Regions from separate parts of the Homo sapiens genome. Here region 1 is linked to region 2. A link is a loop called in an ENCODE intact Hi-C map of the cell type or tissue named here. Cell type or tissue: A673. All regions are shown on one strand. Links, peaks and the distances in the headings refer to the core of each region. The heading gives the core; the rest is flanking DNA. Region 1 has its middle 87 kb from the start of LINC01179. Region 2 overlaps TLL1 (tolloid like 1).

Evidence for each region. Peaks named below come from ENCODE experiments on the same cell type or tissue, not always from the same donor. Only the 100,000 strongest peaks of a DNase experiment are listed, where the experiment ranks them.
Region 1: it touches region 2 in a loop (4-fold over the local background); 1 of 110 quality-filtered maps calls a loop at or near these places.

Annotation. Positions count from the first base shown.
Region 1 is chr4:165,593,484-165,601,908 of GRCh38, reverse strand. No RefSeq gene overlaps it. Among named protein-coding and RNA genes, the nearest start is that of LINC01179, 87 kb to the left of the region's middle. In A673, for the core only: no CTCF peak of the experiment used is centred there; DNase peaks (open chromatin) are centred at 3,788 and 4,098; H3K27ac peaks cover 3,650 bases.
Region 2 is chr4:166,087,158-166,095,582 of GRCh38, reverse strand. TLL1 (tolloid like 1) reads right to left here. Exons shown (of 21, transcript NM_012464.5): 19 at 4,242-4,455. Among named protein-coding and RNA genes, the nearest start is that of TLL1, 220 kb to the right of the region's middle. In A673, for the core only: CTCF peaks have their summits at 3,483 (motif pointing right) and 4,351; a DNase peak (open chromatin) is centred at 3,502; H3K27ac peaks cover 262 bases; H3K27me3 peaks cover 480 bases.

The DNA of each region.
Region 1 (8,425 bases), core at 1,840-6,839, 490 kb after region 2:
CTCAAAGGAAATTTGAGTACCAGTACCAGAGTGAAGAGTCATGAATATGGACAAAAAAATTAAAGATGTCCACTATGATCTCCTTCCTGGATATTCTGAATGTGCATCAGTATACTGATGTCAAAGACATTTGTTTACCTTTGTTTAGCTCAGCATTTCCCAGTCATATTTGACACCATATTCTGTTTACTCTGGGCAACTCATGGGACTAGTATTTAGTAAACACTCTATCAAATTAAGTAGGAGGCAAAGTTATCTCTTGGAAAAAAATAGGAGAAGGAATATGACAGAGACTTTAGGAGTATGTATAAAGTGTTAATTCATTGTTATAGAAAGTGCAGCATGGAGTTCATGAGACTGAAGAGGGTAGTTCGGGAAGAGTGACAGGCCCATTGAAATTAGGTCATCTGACTCCATTATGAGGTTTGTATGACTCAGCTTAAATGTTTCACAGCTAGGAGTGACAGAATTGAAGATTGGCATAAAAAGCTGAGAGAAAATTCAAGGGGTTAAATGATTCGGGAGGCTAGAAAGAGAAACATCAAGATAACTTGTCAGGAAGCCTGGATGAATAAAGAGGCAAGTGAAGAAAACAGGATAAAGTGATCTGGTTGAATGCAGACGGTAAAAGCTCTGGACTGTCAACTTGAGAAAATATGGGAGAATCAAAGCCATAGACACATAAGGCAAACCACAAGCAGAGGAACTGGAGCCGTGATGGTGCAGATGTTCAAAGAGATAATGGACTAAATTGTGGCTATTCCATGCAGTAGATTAAATTTAGAGAAGAAACTCCAAGATTGAGGTATGATATTATTCATCAATGTAGACATGCAACTCATTGGCTCAGTGAAGGAAAAAAATCAATGTGTTAAGAGAATCTCTTGAAGGTCAGAAGAAAAGAGGGGAATGACTCACATGGTATAGACTGTGCAAAAGAGACTTAGTCAAGAAAATATTTGTTGAGTTCTTATTTAGTGTATCCTTTGCTAGGACTGCCATAATGAAATACCACAGAATGGGTGGCTTAAAAAGCAAATTTATTTTCTCGCAGTTCTGGAAGCTGGAAGTTCAACATCAAGGTGTTGGCAAGGTTGGTTTATATTGAGGACTCTCCTTAACTTGCAGATGGCCATCTTCTTCTGGTGTCTGCACAGGGCCTTCCCTCTTTGTGCACACATGTTGTCCTTCTTACAAGGACAATCGCTATGTTGGATTGTGCCCATCTGTATGACGGCATTCTACTCAATTACCTTTTTAAAGCCACTTGTCCAGATAGTCACATTCTGAGGTACTAGAGTTTAGGATTGCAATGCATGGATTTCAGGGGGACACAATTCAGTCCGAAATGCTTAGTACCTAGCGCTGTGTGAGGCACCAGGGATGGAACAGTACATGAGACAGTCATGGTCCCCACTTCCATGGCACTTACATTCTAGCAGGCAAACAGCAATCACACCTGAATACTTACAAGCACAACTTGAAGAATAAAGGGTAGGAAGAGCATTTAAGAGGGGCACTTAACTCAGTCCAGCGGTTCTCAAGACTGGAGGTAATGTTGCTACAGGAGACACATGGCAATATCTGAAGACATTTTTTATTGTCACGAATTAGAAGTACTGCCAGCATCCGCTAAACATCCTGCAATGCACAGGACAGCTCTCCACAACAGACAACTCTCTGGTCCAAAATGCCGTAGTGCCGCTGTTGAGAAACCCTGACCTGTAAAAACGCTGGTCTGTAGGGTCATGGAAAGATCCCTTGAACCAACTTCTGAGGCATTTGTACTAATTTACTGGGCGAGGCAGAGTAGAAATGGAATTCTACGCAGAGATAACAGCCAGTGTGGAAACCTTGAGTTAGTAAGGAACGTGGCTCACGTGAATGGAAAGAAGGCAGAATGTGAAGCACCAAAAGGGAGGGGGAAGCTGAAATACAAGGAGGTACATGAGCCCAGCTCATGCACACCATAGAGGCCATATCTAGGATGCCAGTCTTTATTCAGATGGTAAAACAAGGGGTATGAAGGAATAAAGAGAAGATGAAACCTCCTCCTTTTGTGATTTAGTGATATGTTTATAGTAAATCTCCAGGAACTGGTGAGAAAAGAGATGTTATTTGTGATGTGCCAAGTTAGTTACAGAAAGGAGAAAAAGAACAAGCAGGGAAATTTTTGAAGTATAGAAGATCAAGAAAGTATGAAATACTGTTTTGCATTTGGAGAATCCAACAATTCTATGGGCATAGAGCAGACATTGCAAAGAAGGAGCGGTGAGGGATGAGGAAGTCTCATGAAAGGATACGTGTTTAGAATTCATACTATAGGCCAACGTTGCTCAGACTCTAGTTTGGGTAAAATCAACTAAAGTATAAATTCCTGGGCCTAGTGTGAATGTGAATTCTCTTGTGAGAATTCTAATTCTCAAATCTGAGTTTAGCTCCAGAAATTTTCACTTAAAAAAAAATTCCAGGTGAGTTTAGTGAAAATATCAATGCTATACTTATAGAAACTCTGCAGAAAAGAAACATGATCTAATTTTCACTATAGAAAGTGTCTGGTGGCAATGTAAAGGTTGATCTTAAGGGAGGGATGCTGAAATTGGAAGCAGATAGACCAGATAAGAGACTGCTACTATAGGTCAGGTGACTGAGAAGAAAACCTGAATTCAATAGCAGCAGTGAAAGTAGAGAAGGGGTGGGAGGAGTCAAGAGAAATGTAAGAGGTGTAACTGACAGAGCTGATTACCTGGTGGACTGTGGTCATAGGTGACTTCCAGGTTTCCAACGCAGATTATGGTATAACAGTGGCACCTTCAATTACAATGGAAATTCAAGGCAGGAATCAGGTTGGAGTGTAGGCAAACAGTGATAAGAAACACTGTAAACAAGTTGCTTTTAGAGTTCCTTAGTCCACCGGATATTTTTCTTAGTCCCATTGATAGAAATGGGGACTAGTGCTTAGAGCAGACATCTATACATTAGATGTAGAATTGCAGTCATTTGTGTGCAGATGATTACATAAGCACCAGGAGTGGCAAGATTGCTCAGAAAGAGTATGTAGACTGAGAAAAAGGGAAAGCCAAAATGGAGTACACCAACAGTTAGACACTGAGCACAGGAGACATTGGTTGAGGAGACACAGACCAATGGGAAGGGACAATCAGGCAGAGAACAAATGAAGGAAGATGGGGAAATTGAGGAAGGAAGGATTTTCATGACTGTTGCCATTTCCAATATGCTGATAAATGAGAAGAGGGTAGAAAGAAATCTAGGAAACACTACAATTATAATTGTGTACATTTTCATATTTACACAATTATAAACAATAGTTGTACCTATATAATGCCTACTATACGCCAGGTACAGTTCTAATATATACCTTATTTAAACTTTACTAAACTCTTATGAAATAAATACTACTTATTACTTTTTACCAATAAGTAAACTGAGACACACAGAGGTTAAGTAACTTGTTCAACATCATACACTAGTGCCATACAGCCTGACTCCGAAGCCCATGCTCTTAACCTTTATGCTATAATCCCTTTCTTTCTCTGTTACAGAACTTACCATACTAAGAAGGATTTGCATTTCTGTGTGTTCCCTTCTGTAACAGCACATACACAATACTTAACATATATAGTAAGTGCAAAGCAGTTATTTGTTGAATTGAATTCTCTGTATAGCTAAAACCATGAAATAAAAGGGAACCTCTTGTAAAAGAACAGAGGGGATAACTTCTATTGAATCCGTAAGTAGATGATGTTTCTGGGCAAGTAAGGTTTGGCGCAAAAAAAGGGGGGAGAAGGAAGGGAGGGAGAGAGAAAGGGAGGGGGAGGCAGGAAGAAAAAAGGGAAGGAAGGAAGGGAGGAAGAGAGGGAGAGAGGGAGGGAAGAAGGAAGGAAGGAAGGAAGGAAGGAAGGAAGGAAGGAAGGAAGGAAGGAAGGAAGAATATCTCAAAGCAAATAGCTACAGTAAATGTACATTTTTTTCTATTCCCACTTTTTTAGAAACTATCATTTTTCACTATCTTTAGCTATAATTTGGTGTCCTGCACTGCTTAGTCTCTGTGATTCAGGAGCCCTGAGGTTTTTTTTCTTTGTTGTTCTGCATTTAATTTATTTTGGAATATTGCAAAATCCATCTGTCTTCTCAGTATCTCTCTGTTTTGCACCAAATAGGGCATTAAATACTGACTGATTGCTAAAATACTTAAGAGATCCTTGGGGTAAAAATATTATCTAACCACAAAAGGATATTTGATTGCTATACTTACAGGCTATTGCTAAAGGAAGATTAAAAAAATATTTTAAACTATAAACTTGCTGTGTGGAAAATAAGCAACACATTTAAATAAAAAATTTTTAGGTCAAGAGAAAATTTTAGACAAGCTAAAGTCTTCCTTAATGAAGATATTCTTCAATCATAAATAAAAATTCAAAATTGCTTTCTTATCCTACAGCACTACTTATACATTATTTATATATTATTTACCTCTTTTGATAATCTAACACTTTGACATTTGTCTTCATGGTTTGACATAGTTGCCCTAAATATTAAACATACCAATATGAGAACAAATGTCAACAGACTAATCAAATGTTGGAATATGTTGGGAGCATTCACTGACCGTTCTATTTGTAAAACTATGGGGAAAAAAACAGGTTCCTGAGTGACTTTGATCATGGCTTGAGCTGGCTAAGGAGGGTATTGCATAGAGGGCTCAAGAAGTGTGCGGAAGTAGAAAGGTAGTTTTTTTGTTCCAGCAGCCCCACATCCAGGAAGGCAGATTTGTTTTCTCTTCCTGTGGCAATTAAAGGAGAAATCAGCTGTCTTCTTTGAGAGTCCACTTCAGTGCTCGTTAACTTTGCTTTTTATGTGTTCAAAGGTATTCATTCTTCTTGCTTACTTTCATCCCTATACTCACTAATGAACATGTAGCACGTTTTCCCTCTTTCTAATCTCACTCCTCAAGTGAGCCCATGCAGACCCACTAACTTAAACACCATCCTTTCACTGAGCCTCGGATGACAGCTCTTCCCTTTCTCTTATGCTCTATCCTTGAATACACAGTATTTGGTATTTCCTTCTGGGTATCTAATACGCATCTCAAACTTAGTGTCCTCAAAAGAGGTCTCTTGTTTTTCTCCTAAAGGAAATCACAGTTCCAGTTGTCACCCAGTGGTTTGACCAGAAAAAAAAAATAGCAATAATAGATTCTCCATTTTTGCCTTCCGCCATACCCAATTCTTTAGCCAGTTCTGTCAGCTTTGTTCTAAAATGTACCCCAAATCTCTCCAGTTTTCAGTACCTCCCACTGTTCCTCTTGTTCCCCAACTCCACTGTAACTCATTCTCCACAGGGCAGGTAGAATACATTTTTTAAAAAAATCAGATCTTGCCATTTCCCTCTTTAAACTTTCCAAAAGCCTTGCATCCAATTAAGTATAAAATCTAAACTCCTTATTCTGACCTTCACGGCAGGCATTAAAATCACTTTCACCACTCTATTTCTAACCAAGTTTCTCTACTTTCCAGCTGGCAATTTTTTGACCCACTATGGTCTACAATCCATAGATCCTACCATCTCTCACTGTCCTTCACCTCCATCACCTCCTCATTCACATCCTTGGAGAGTTTGAAATCCATGTCAATAAGTATAATCAGTCCTATGCATGTATCTTTAAATCCCTTGCTCCTCCCTTACTATTTCATACTTGCTTGGCAAACTTCAAATCTTGGTTAAACCCAATTCAGCTGTGTACCATGCCTGCATCCACATACATGAAAATGGCCAGAGAAAAGCACACACTGATACTGAGGGTTCCTCTAGTATGAAGGGTGCCTTAGTGCTATCTGGGAACCCTTCTGTGTTTCTCTGGCCCATTGCCTTTCCCACTATTCTAATCTCTACAAAGAACCAGCCTTCATATTTCTCTGACAGCATAGAAGCAATTAGAAGAGAATCTTCATAAACTTCCATTATATATACCAAGCAACCTACCTCTGTGCCCATATATCCTGCCTACTCTTGAAACTGTGAATAAGCTGTCCATTATCCTAGCAAAACCCAAACCATTGTATGCATTAGTTCCTACTTTCCCTCTTCTACTTGAAAGCATTTCTTCATCATTCTTCTATTTCATCCCTGTATCATTAAATTTTTCTTCTGCACTAGCCCTTTTCCTATTGCACATAAATATATTATCACTTTCTCATTTTAAACGAAAAATTTTACTTGATCTCACTACTCTACTACTGCTCCATTTCTCTCCTTTTTACAACATGTCTAAAAAGCATTTATTGTCTTCAATATTACTTTTTATTTTCTGGAGCCCACTTTATCAACCTTTTTAACTACCCTTAATGCAAAACTACCCTTACCTATGTCACAAATTACCTCCAAATTATTAAAACCAATGCTCCATTCTCAGTTGTCATTTACTTGACATCAAGTAGTAGTTGAGACAATTTCTTACTCTTTCCTTATTAACATTTTATTTACTTTATGTCCAGCAAACTACTCTCTCCTGCTTTTCCTCTTATCTCAGTAGCCACTCACTTTCAGTCTCCATTACTTGGTCTCCTAATCAACTTGCTAATATTAATGTACTCTGGGGCTGAGTCTTCAGACAATTTCTCTTCTCTTTCTACACTTGCTCCCTCAATGACCTCATTCAGCATCACAGTTTTACGCATCATCGATATGCTGATAACTCCCAAATTAATTATCCTAGCCTGGACATCTCCCCTGAACCACAAGTTCATACACCCAAACACCTACTCTATAACTTCACTTGGATATCTAGTAGGCATTTAAAACTTAACGTGTCCAAACCTGAGCTCTTGATTTTCCCTCTCAATCCTTCTTCTCCTAGTCTTCCCTATTTCAGTACATACCAACTGCATCTTTCCAGAGACCTGGACTGAAATCTCTCTTATCATATCACACATCCAGTCTGTCAGCACACCACACTGCTACTACCCTAGTAAAAACTAGGCTTCCTGTTTCTCTACAAATCACCATCACCTCCCATATTGATTATTGTAATAGCCTGCTAACAGGTCTCCTTGTCTTTATATTTGTCCCTTTATAGTCTTTTCTCAATGCAGCGTCAAAGTAACCCTGTTAAAACGTAAATTATCCTGTTAAAACCCTCTAATAGCATCACCTTTTAGTAATAGAAATAAAAAGCAAACTCCTTAGAATGATCTGCAAGGTCTTACATGATCTGGCCTCCTCTACTGACCTCATATTCTACTACATCCAATCTCCACCTTGTCCACTCCATTCCAATACATGGATCTTACTGCTCCTGGAACACGTCAAGCATATGCCCATCGTAGGACTTCTATACTTGCAATTCCCCTTCCTACATCACACTTTCCCTAACTATTCATATGACTCAATCCTTTGTCTCTTTTAGGAATGTTCTTAAGTGCCACTATTAAAAATTATAAACTCCTTCCCCCCACCAATACTTCCTATACCTTTTTCTGCACTGTTTTTCTTCATAGCACTTATCAACTTCAGTCATTTCAAAATTTACTTCTCTTGAGTTTCTTCAGCCCGTGTGTGTGTGTGTGCATGTGTGTGTTTTAAGGGAGCGGACCATATGAGACCTGGGTATCTAAATCCAGACAGACTAGAGTAGATCTTCTATGGTTTCCTAGGCAATTACATAAATTACAATCTTAGATTATAAGCAATGCCTTAGTAATAATAATTGCTATCACAATTTTTGCAGATGAAAATGTCTCACAGATACTTGCCTAAGGTTATGCAACCAGTAAAAGAGCCTGAGCCAGAATTTAAATCCAGGACCTAATAGCCCCAAAGCTCCTACACGTAGTCACTTTTCTAGACGACTCTGCCCTAAAGCCACGTTAAGTATGTGATATGGCAGTCCACAGAAAGGCACTTTCTTTTGTAATATACTAATTGCTCAAAAGTAACTTTACCTAACACTTCTTAAATACACGTTATAATCTCTTTGTCCTTTTCTCATAATGTGTAATTCTTTGTGATCATAACCTGGAAATTTCATCCATTCTAGAGAGAAAAGATGTTTATATATTCAGTACTACAAATATGTATTTGTCTTAACATCCCACATTACTGTTTTTACTCTGTTTATTATACTGAGGACTAAGCTCTGATTTTTTTTTATCTTGCCCAAATTCCTATCTAAGGGGTCTGGGGAGTCATGCCCTACAAAGCATAAATTCTCATCAGATGGGTTTTATTTAACCCTGTATATCATCACTTCCTTTCCAACCTGTCTCTCGCATAACATTACGAGACAAGGAAGAAAATCAAAACATTGTACCCCCAAACGTGTTTATTTGCCATATCTTGAAATGGCCCTGCAAAGCTGTCCTTTGTGGGGGAAAATTTGTGTCTGTAAAGAATCTCTGTTAACATG
Region 2 (8,425 bases), core at 1,113-6,112:
ATATATTATTTTTGAATGTCATTGACAAAGAGCATGATGTTTTATGTTACAGAAAAGAAGTCCCAAGAGAAAATGCTTTGATTTTAAAAATTATTTTCTCTCCATGTTTCTCCTGTTTTTCTGTTTTGTAGCCATATCCTCTTAGAAAAGACACAGGATTTTTTTCTTTACTAAAGATTTGTTTCCTTTAATTAACTTATTTAAGACTGGAGTAATACTGTTTGTTACCTATTAAAATAAATTTGGAATTAGAATTTGAGCAAACTATCAGAGGAAAAAAGAACTCTTTCCAATTAAGTCCATTTTCCGTGGACTTTTTTTTGACTTGTAAAGAAAAGCAGCCATCATTACACATTACAACATTTCTAATCACCTAGTTCAAAAATTCATAGTGTTTGAAATTTTTCTTGTGCATAAAATTAAAATTGTATACAGAAATATAAATTTACCTAAGCAAATTAAACTGTATACTTAAGGATCCATCAAAAATAGCCGTCCATATTCTAGAAGACAGTAAATAATGAATAAATGCTTTATACACGTAGCAAATGCTGACAGATACGGTACTGGACTTGGCTGTCTTGTCAGCAGAAATTGAAAGATAAATTGAAAATCATAAGTTTAACTTATCAGACTGTAAGCTGTCAATAGGCAGGATTCCCTTCTATTGTCTTAAAAATTCCCACACATTTACATTGTCCAAAGCAGATGCAAAATAAATATTTGATGAAAGAGTAGAATAAATGAACCTGTTAAAGAGATTTTGAGGAGAAATAAAAGCAGACATAAGTAAGAGTATTTCAGCATGTATGACTACTAGAAAGTAACAGAAAAAAGAAGTCTACCAGAAAAATTCCAACCTAGCTGAAAAAACAAACAAGTAACATAAAAAATTCTCAGAATAATAAAGGAACAGGAATTGCGAAGCCAGGACTCTAATTTCAACTGTTATTAACTTCTTGTGCTATTTCAGTTACCATTAAATGTTTTAGCCTCAAATTTCTCATTTCTGAAATGACAGGGCAGGCTTAAAGAATATCCATGGCCCGTTTTGCCTAACAAATTGTGATTGGGGTTCCTCACGTGGGTATCTGAATGGCTGTGAATGAAACAGGGAAATAAAATGAGCCTAGTCACTTATATATTTTGAAAAGATTTACTTAATATTTCTATAAAGAAGAATTCAATCTTCACCTAATAAGAATGACAGTTTTATATTCATTTTCTTCCTAATCCAAAAGTTTTACATGAGAAAGTATTACTATAGTAGCAAGTACACTATCTTTGGAGACAATCAGAATTAGAATAAAATCCAGGCTTTGACACTATTTTAGAAACTGCAAATTAATCACCCAGATTTTCACTGTCTTTGTCTGCAAAATGAGGATAATATCTATGTCATACAGTTCTTTTGAGGATTCAAATATCTATGTAAACTATGTGTGTATGCCTAAAATGCCCAGTGCATTCTCTACCATTGGATCACAATACATGACTGTAGGGAAAAGAAAGAGAGATCAGACTATTACTGTGTCTATGTAGAAAGGGAAGACATAAGAAATTCCATTTTGACCTGTACCTTGAACAATTGCTTTGCTGAGATGCTGTTAATTTGTAACTTTGCCCCAGCCACTTTGCCCCAGCCACTTTGCCCCATCTTTGAGCTCACAAAAACATATGTTGTATGGAATCAAGGTTTAAGGGATCTAGGGCTGTGCAGGACGTGCCTTGTTAACAAAATGTTTACAAGCAGTATGCTTGGTAAAAGTCATCGCCATTCTCTAGTCTCGATAAACCAGGGGCACAATGCACTGCGGAAAGCCGCAGGGACCTCTGCCTTGGAAAGCCGGGTATTGTCCAAGGTTTCTCCCCATGTGATAGTCTGAAATATGGCATCGTGGGATGAGAAAGGCCTGACCGTCCCCCAGCCCGACACCTGTAAAGGGTCTGTGCTGAGGTGGATTAGTAAAAGAGGAAAGCCTCTTGCAGTTCAGATAGAGGAAAGCCACTGTCTCCTGCCTGCCCCTGGGAACTGAATGTCTTGATATAAAACCCGATTGTACATTTGTTCAATTCTGAAATAAGAGAAAAACCGCCCTATGGCAGGAGGCGAGACATGTTGGCAGCAATGCTGCTTTGTTATTCTTTACTCCACTGAGATGTTTGGGCGGAGAGAAACATAAATCTGGCCTATGTGCACATCCAGGCATAGTACCTCCCCTTGAACTTAATTGTGACACAGATTCCTTTGCTCACAAGTTTTCTTGCTGACCTTCTCCCTATTATCACCCTGCTCTCCTAGCGCATTCCTCTTGCTGAGATAGTGAAAATAATAATCAATAAAAACTGAGAGAACTCAGAGACCAGTGCCAGTGCAGGTCCTTGGTGTGCTAAGTGCCGGTCTCCTGGGCCCACTATTATTTCTCTATACTTTGTCTCCGTGTCTTATTTCTTTTCTCAGTCTCTCGTCCCACCTGATGAGAAATACCCACAGGTGTGGAGAGGCAGGCCACCCCTTCACATGACCTCTATTAAGATAAAATTAGATCATCTCAATGGAATGTTAATCATAATGCAAACACCGCAAATGGCGTGCACGGGCAGAAGTCATGCAAATTAGGGAGTTATGGAGTTTTACTGCTGTAAGTAACCTTGGGAGTATTATTTTACAGATGAGAAAACTGAGATCTGAAGAAATGATCTTTTCAAAAGTTTCCTGCTAGTTAAGGGTTCACTTGTAGCAGGAACCCAGATGTACCAACACACTGGGACATAATGGAACCTCAGTTATCCCACTTACAAGGGGTAAAAAGAGACAGTATAAAAGTAAGTTTTTATAAAACTAAGAAAAAATACATAATCTTAAAATACTATATCATCAGCTATTTAAACAGTTTTGACAGTATATTTTCACACTACCTTCTTGGAACCTATGATGACGATATTTTCTAAAATCTGATGAACTCTGCGCTATCAGTGAAATATTGATTAAGTAATAGGATTTTATTTTTCCACCCCTTCATTAGGTGACAAGTTATAAGAAAAATATTCAAAGAGTAAATGTCAAATGTGTGGAAAATCTCTCATTAGCCTGACATTTCTCTGGTCCATGTAAGATTTTCCTCATGCCATAATATTTATATTTATATTAATCATAAGAAGCAATTAATTTGCATTATTGATAGAAGACCAATGATTACTATTATTAATCAGATTAGTATCCTGACAATATCTTTATCACAGACTTCAATATAAATCTAATGCTCATAATAAAATATACTAGAATGAAAAATAATGTTGGATAATGGAATAGTTAAAATTATGAATTACAAAATCAAGTGAAAGAATAAAAACAATCTGCAGAAATTCATGACAAAATTTCACTAAAATTATTTCATGGATGAATTTGTATTGTTTTTATACTGTGTTTTCCACCAAGGCAAATTTCTCCCGTGTATCAATCGTTTATGCATCAGCAATGCCACTAGGTGTCAGTATAAGCTAAATGACTAGCTAATATACATTTAACTGATATACTGTCTTAACTGAATGAAAAGGGCACATTCTCTAGATATTTTATGGAACATATAACTAAACTGTCTCCAAACTATAAGTAATGTTACTCTATATTTTTGTCTAAAATTTTTCATATTTTTCTAAATTAAATTCTATTTCTTTAAGATTTCCAGAGCAGTTAGTCGAAATCTGTAAGAGTAAATTAGAGAGTAGGATTAGGCAAAAGATCATGTTGCATACCAAATAAACAAAGGAAAAATAGAGGCTCTGTCAAATAGATCAGTCTTAAACTTATTTATAAAAATATATTAATGTAAAATCTAGCTAATCAGATAGGTTATTAGATAAAACACACATTTTTAATAACAAGCCATAGATTTCTATCTGTTAAATATAACATGTAAATCAAACTGCTAATGTTAATATGAAATACATTGTATAAATATTTAGGTACAGTTCTACTTAAACAAACTGCACTGTTCTACTTAAACAAACTGCACTGATCACAAATCAGACAGAAACTAGGGTTTTCCTAAAACTCAACAACTGCAAAGATCTTTAGGTAGGATGCTGTATGGTTCTGCAAATATTTCACAAAGTGCTTCAGTGAAATTTTATCTGCTATGCTTGGAGATTTATTTACAATCCTATTATTGAACCAAATTCACCAGAAGAAAAACCTGGATCTCAGTCAAAAAAGAGAAGCATGACTTGAATTTGCTGACCTGTAGAATGTGTAGCTTGAAAGCCTTTTCTTTGAACAGATGCATCAGAAACAAACCGAACAAACATTTTATTTCCAGTAGCCACAAGGGGATCTGGTATCTTGTTGCCACACAGTCGTCCAAGAATCGGTGACTTTTCTGTTTCTCCATCAAATACTTCTAAGTGGTCATAAGCACATTCTTGATGCTGCTCAATCTCAAATTCACTAAAGGCCTTTTTTAAAAAGAAGAAATAATTTTTTTAAAAAAAAACAAATCACTCAAAATGAGATAATTTTTGGGACAGAAATACATATCAATAAAATATGTTCAGGGCATACTAATAATTTAACACATTTACAGCATAATTAAGAAAGGTGAAATCAATAAAATATGTAATCTCTAAAAAGACACAATGAGGAAAACAATGTAATAACTTCATATGAAATTCCACTATTTGGCTATTAAAACCAATTCTACTATTGCAATTCAATCTCAGAATTTAAACAGAATATAAAAAATGGTATTTTATTCTGAATTTAATCCAAAGGATTCATCAGAAAATTTCAAACAATCATATTAAAAGATTGGGTCCTTCTGGGTTTGATAATCATAGAACCCGTTGAACATTATCCTACCCTTAGGCACTTAAACTAAACTCAATAAAGTATTATTATATTTTTACAAAACTTAAATGCAACAAATCTTCATAGCATAAATGAAAGGAGAATAATTTTCACTATATATTTGTTTATTTAGCTCTTACAAACCATATCATTAGCAAACACTGATAATACTTAATGCTAGAATATTTTTAATTTACTTTTCATGTAGATGGTACACTTATTTTAATATTGGACATCTTGGAGAGTTTGAATGCTTTGCTCTTATTTATGACATTTAAAAACTATTCTAATTTACCTGTGTTGTAATTTTCATCTGTGTGACTTAGCACATTTAAAATAAAAAATAATTAAATGTATAACACACTACAGATCACAAAGCAAAGTTTAATTGAGATGGACTGAAAATAATATTGTCCAAGCTATTAATAATTACATAAATTACAGGTTATTTGCCATTGCCAAAGGCTCTTTCCTTTCCCCAGAAAAACCATCATACATTGAAGAAATAAAGCCGCCATTCCTACTTAAGTCTATAGAAGAAAACTAAAATATTATAAAGCAAATAAACATGAAAAAGTATGAAATATATTTCAAACTTTGTTAATTTGCTATAATCCCTCCAACAAAATATTGGCACATAAATTTTAATATACTTATTTTCTTTGATACAGTTTTACTGAAGTGATCATAATGTTCAGTCTAATTGAAGACATACAAAACAAAAGAGACTAAAAATTGCTCTGTCTCAGTGTGAATCCACTGTCTATTCCATACCACACTACATCACCCACTATCACTTCTGACTTCGGAGGAGTGAGGAAAGAAATGAAATAAACAATTCATATTAACTAGGGAGTAGAAGAAAGGAATGGAGTTACTTAACGGAAGAAAGAAAAGGGGGAAAAAAAGCTGATCTCTCTTTTGTCTCTTTCCACTGCACTCTACTTAAAAAGTAGAAATAAAAAAAATTATAACCAATAAGCATTAGAGTAATTGTTTGTTATAATCATTATGGATGAAAAGGAAGGCTTACTTCATTTGATCAAAGATACTGGCTAGTACAAAAAGACTGAACATACCACAAAGAATCTCACTGGAAAGAGAAGACAGCGTAGGGAAATACAGTGAACAAGGAGACATCAGTAGAGTCTATTTATCCTGAAGCACAACATGCAAAGCAGGTGATAACTGAAGGAATGTGTCACTTGTTAATCTCTGTAACCCAGTGGAGTACACACATTGCGTAGGATGCAGAAGATTCTGAATAAGTATATGGATGTTTGCATAAACCTGTCAATGTATTTACCCAAAAACCTAGCTGACGTTTATGGCCAACCTCAAGTATGAAAATTCTACAGACAGGGCCTACTAAATCTCATTTTCTGCCTCTCATGAAATAGCAGTCTGCTTCTATTACCATTGTGTACATATATACACTCCTAACATCAGTTTGTAATTGATAGGAAACCACTATGAGAAAATTGGCTTAACCGCACCTAGAGTTCTTTACTAAATATGAAACTAAGCTTCTGAATTATAAATATAATGTTATTTCAAGAGGAAAAACATTGGTTCAGGAAAAGAATATCTGAAAACCACTGCATGTTGAGCAAGTATCTCTTTTGATTGTGATTTAAAGTCACTAATCTGTAAATATAAAGAGCAAAGAACCAGGGAAACCTGCTGCATAGAAGAGAGTATTTTAAGAAAGTTGGAGGTAGTGGCATTCTAAAGTATTTGCTATAAGTAATGGCTAAAGCTGGAATCAGAGTTTACAGACCACACATGTTCAGTCCGTTGATTGGTCCATTGAAGACTGAATGAATGAGATAAATAGGTGACTATTTTTCTTCCTAATGAAACGCAGGACGTCTGGCCTAAATCATAACATCTGCTTAACAGAACGGAGCAACACCACACAAAGTAGCATTGAGCTGGTGTGCTGGGGGCCATACTGACAGCTGGTCTGGTGCCAACTGGCTACAGCTCTTTATCAAATTACTGGTGGAATCAGACTGAGTCTGTAAGAGTCATATTAGTCAAAGGTTCCATAGCTGACATATACTCTAGTAATGCAGACAACTCTCATTCATTAAGGTATTAATGAATTTTCTTTTTGGAATAGGTAGCAACTTGTTAGGTCAAATGCCAAGGCTGGGTGGTCCTTTTCCAGAAATCAGCCTGAACTAAAAGCTCCACCACACACAAGCAAAGGTGTGACTAATTCACAGGCTGAGATCTCGGAAGTCTGTCCCTTGTATAGTAAAGATACCCACACAGAGAACCTTCCATACACAGTGACTTTACATCAACAGAAAATATTTCCAGGCCATAGAAATGTATTATAGGAACTCTTCGGAAAGGAAAAACTTCTAAAATATTTTTCAGAGTTCATGATGACAAGGTGTGATATGCCATTTATCACTTTATTCTACAACACAAGCTGAACCATGAATCTCAATATCTAAATAATAAAGAATGTGCACATTTCCAACCACCAGGAACCAATGCCGCAGAAATGTCCCCAGAAGACACTTAGTTTCCCGAAAAGTCTTGGAAGTTCACAATGGAGACAGGATAGCCAGCAAGGCTGAATGTATAAAGCTGTAAGGAACTTGGATTTCCACTCAAGCACTATCTTCCTTTGGTAGACTTAAATATTTTTCTTAAGTGTTTAAGACTTTATAAGTATTTGGGTATTAAAAAACTTTAAAGCATACTCATTCCATGATTATATTTCTATAATTTCAGGGTTACTAATCTGGGTTTTAGAAAGGCCAAAAATAAAGTGAATAACCATGGGCCCTAGTCAGAAATCCTAATGCATTTCCCACAAGACAAGCAAGCTAAGAGATTAAGGAGTCCAATTCAAAAGAAATAAAATTGAACTCTCGTTATAGGCTGTGGAAATAATAACTTTATTTCTGGAACACCCAAGCAAGCCTAATCTACCTGGCTGGCCCCTGGCCAGGCTTCCAGACGCTGTTCTCTCATATGAACATCTGTAGAGGTTCTTTTATTGAACATACAGGCAATAGCTAAAGAATGAGGCCTTACAGAGTAACTGCATATATTCACAAAGGACAAGATAGTAAAATGATAGCACTTAATGCAGAAATAAAATTTAGCAAGGGTGAACATTTAAACTAAAAGAAGTAAAGAGACTGATGCAATTTGAGCAACTGTAAGATAAGCTTTAGAGGTCCCCAGTCCCAGCCATCTTTCACCTTATCCTGTTTTTGGTAAAAGCTGGCATTTGGTTTCCCACAAAATATTTGAAGGATTAGAGGCCACTGGAAAAAAATGGCGTCATGGAGTACAAACCTCAGTCTCCTGATTCAAAAGAACCTTTTTTCTCCATGAGTCCTCTATAACTGTGATCAAATATATTTTTATGGATTTATGATGGATAATTATTTAACAGTTGTAGATGTTTTTGTTTTTTAAATATCCCATATATAAAGCTATAACTTGTAACTGTATGTTATATAGCAGAACTCCAAAACTCAAGGATATGATAAATCAACTAAAAATGATAGAAGCACATTAGCTTATTGAAGTATGCTTGGATGCCTAGAA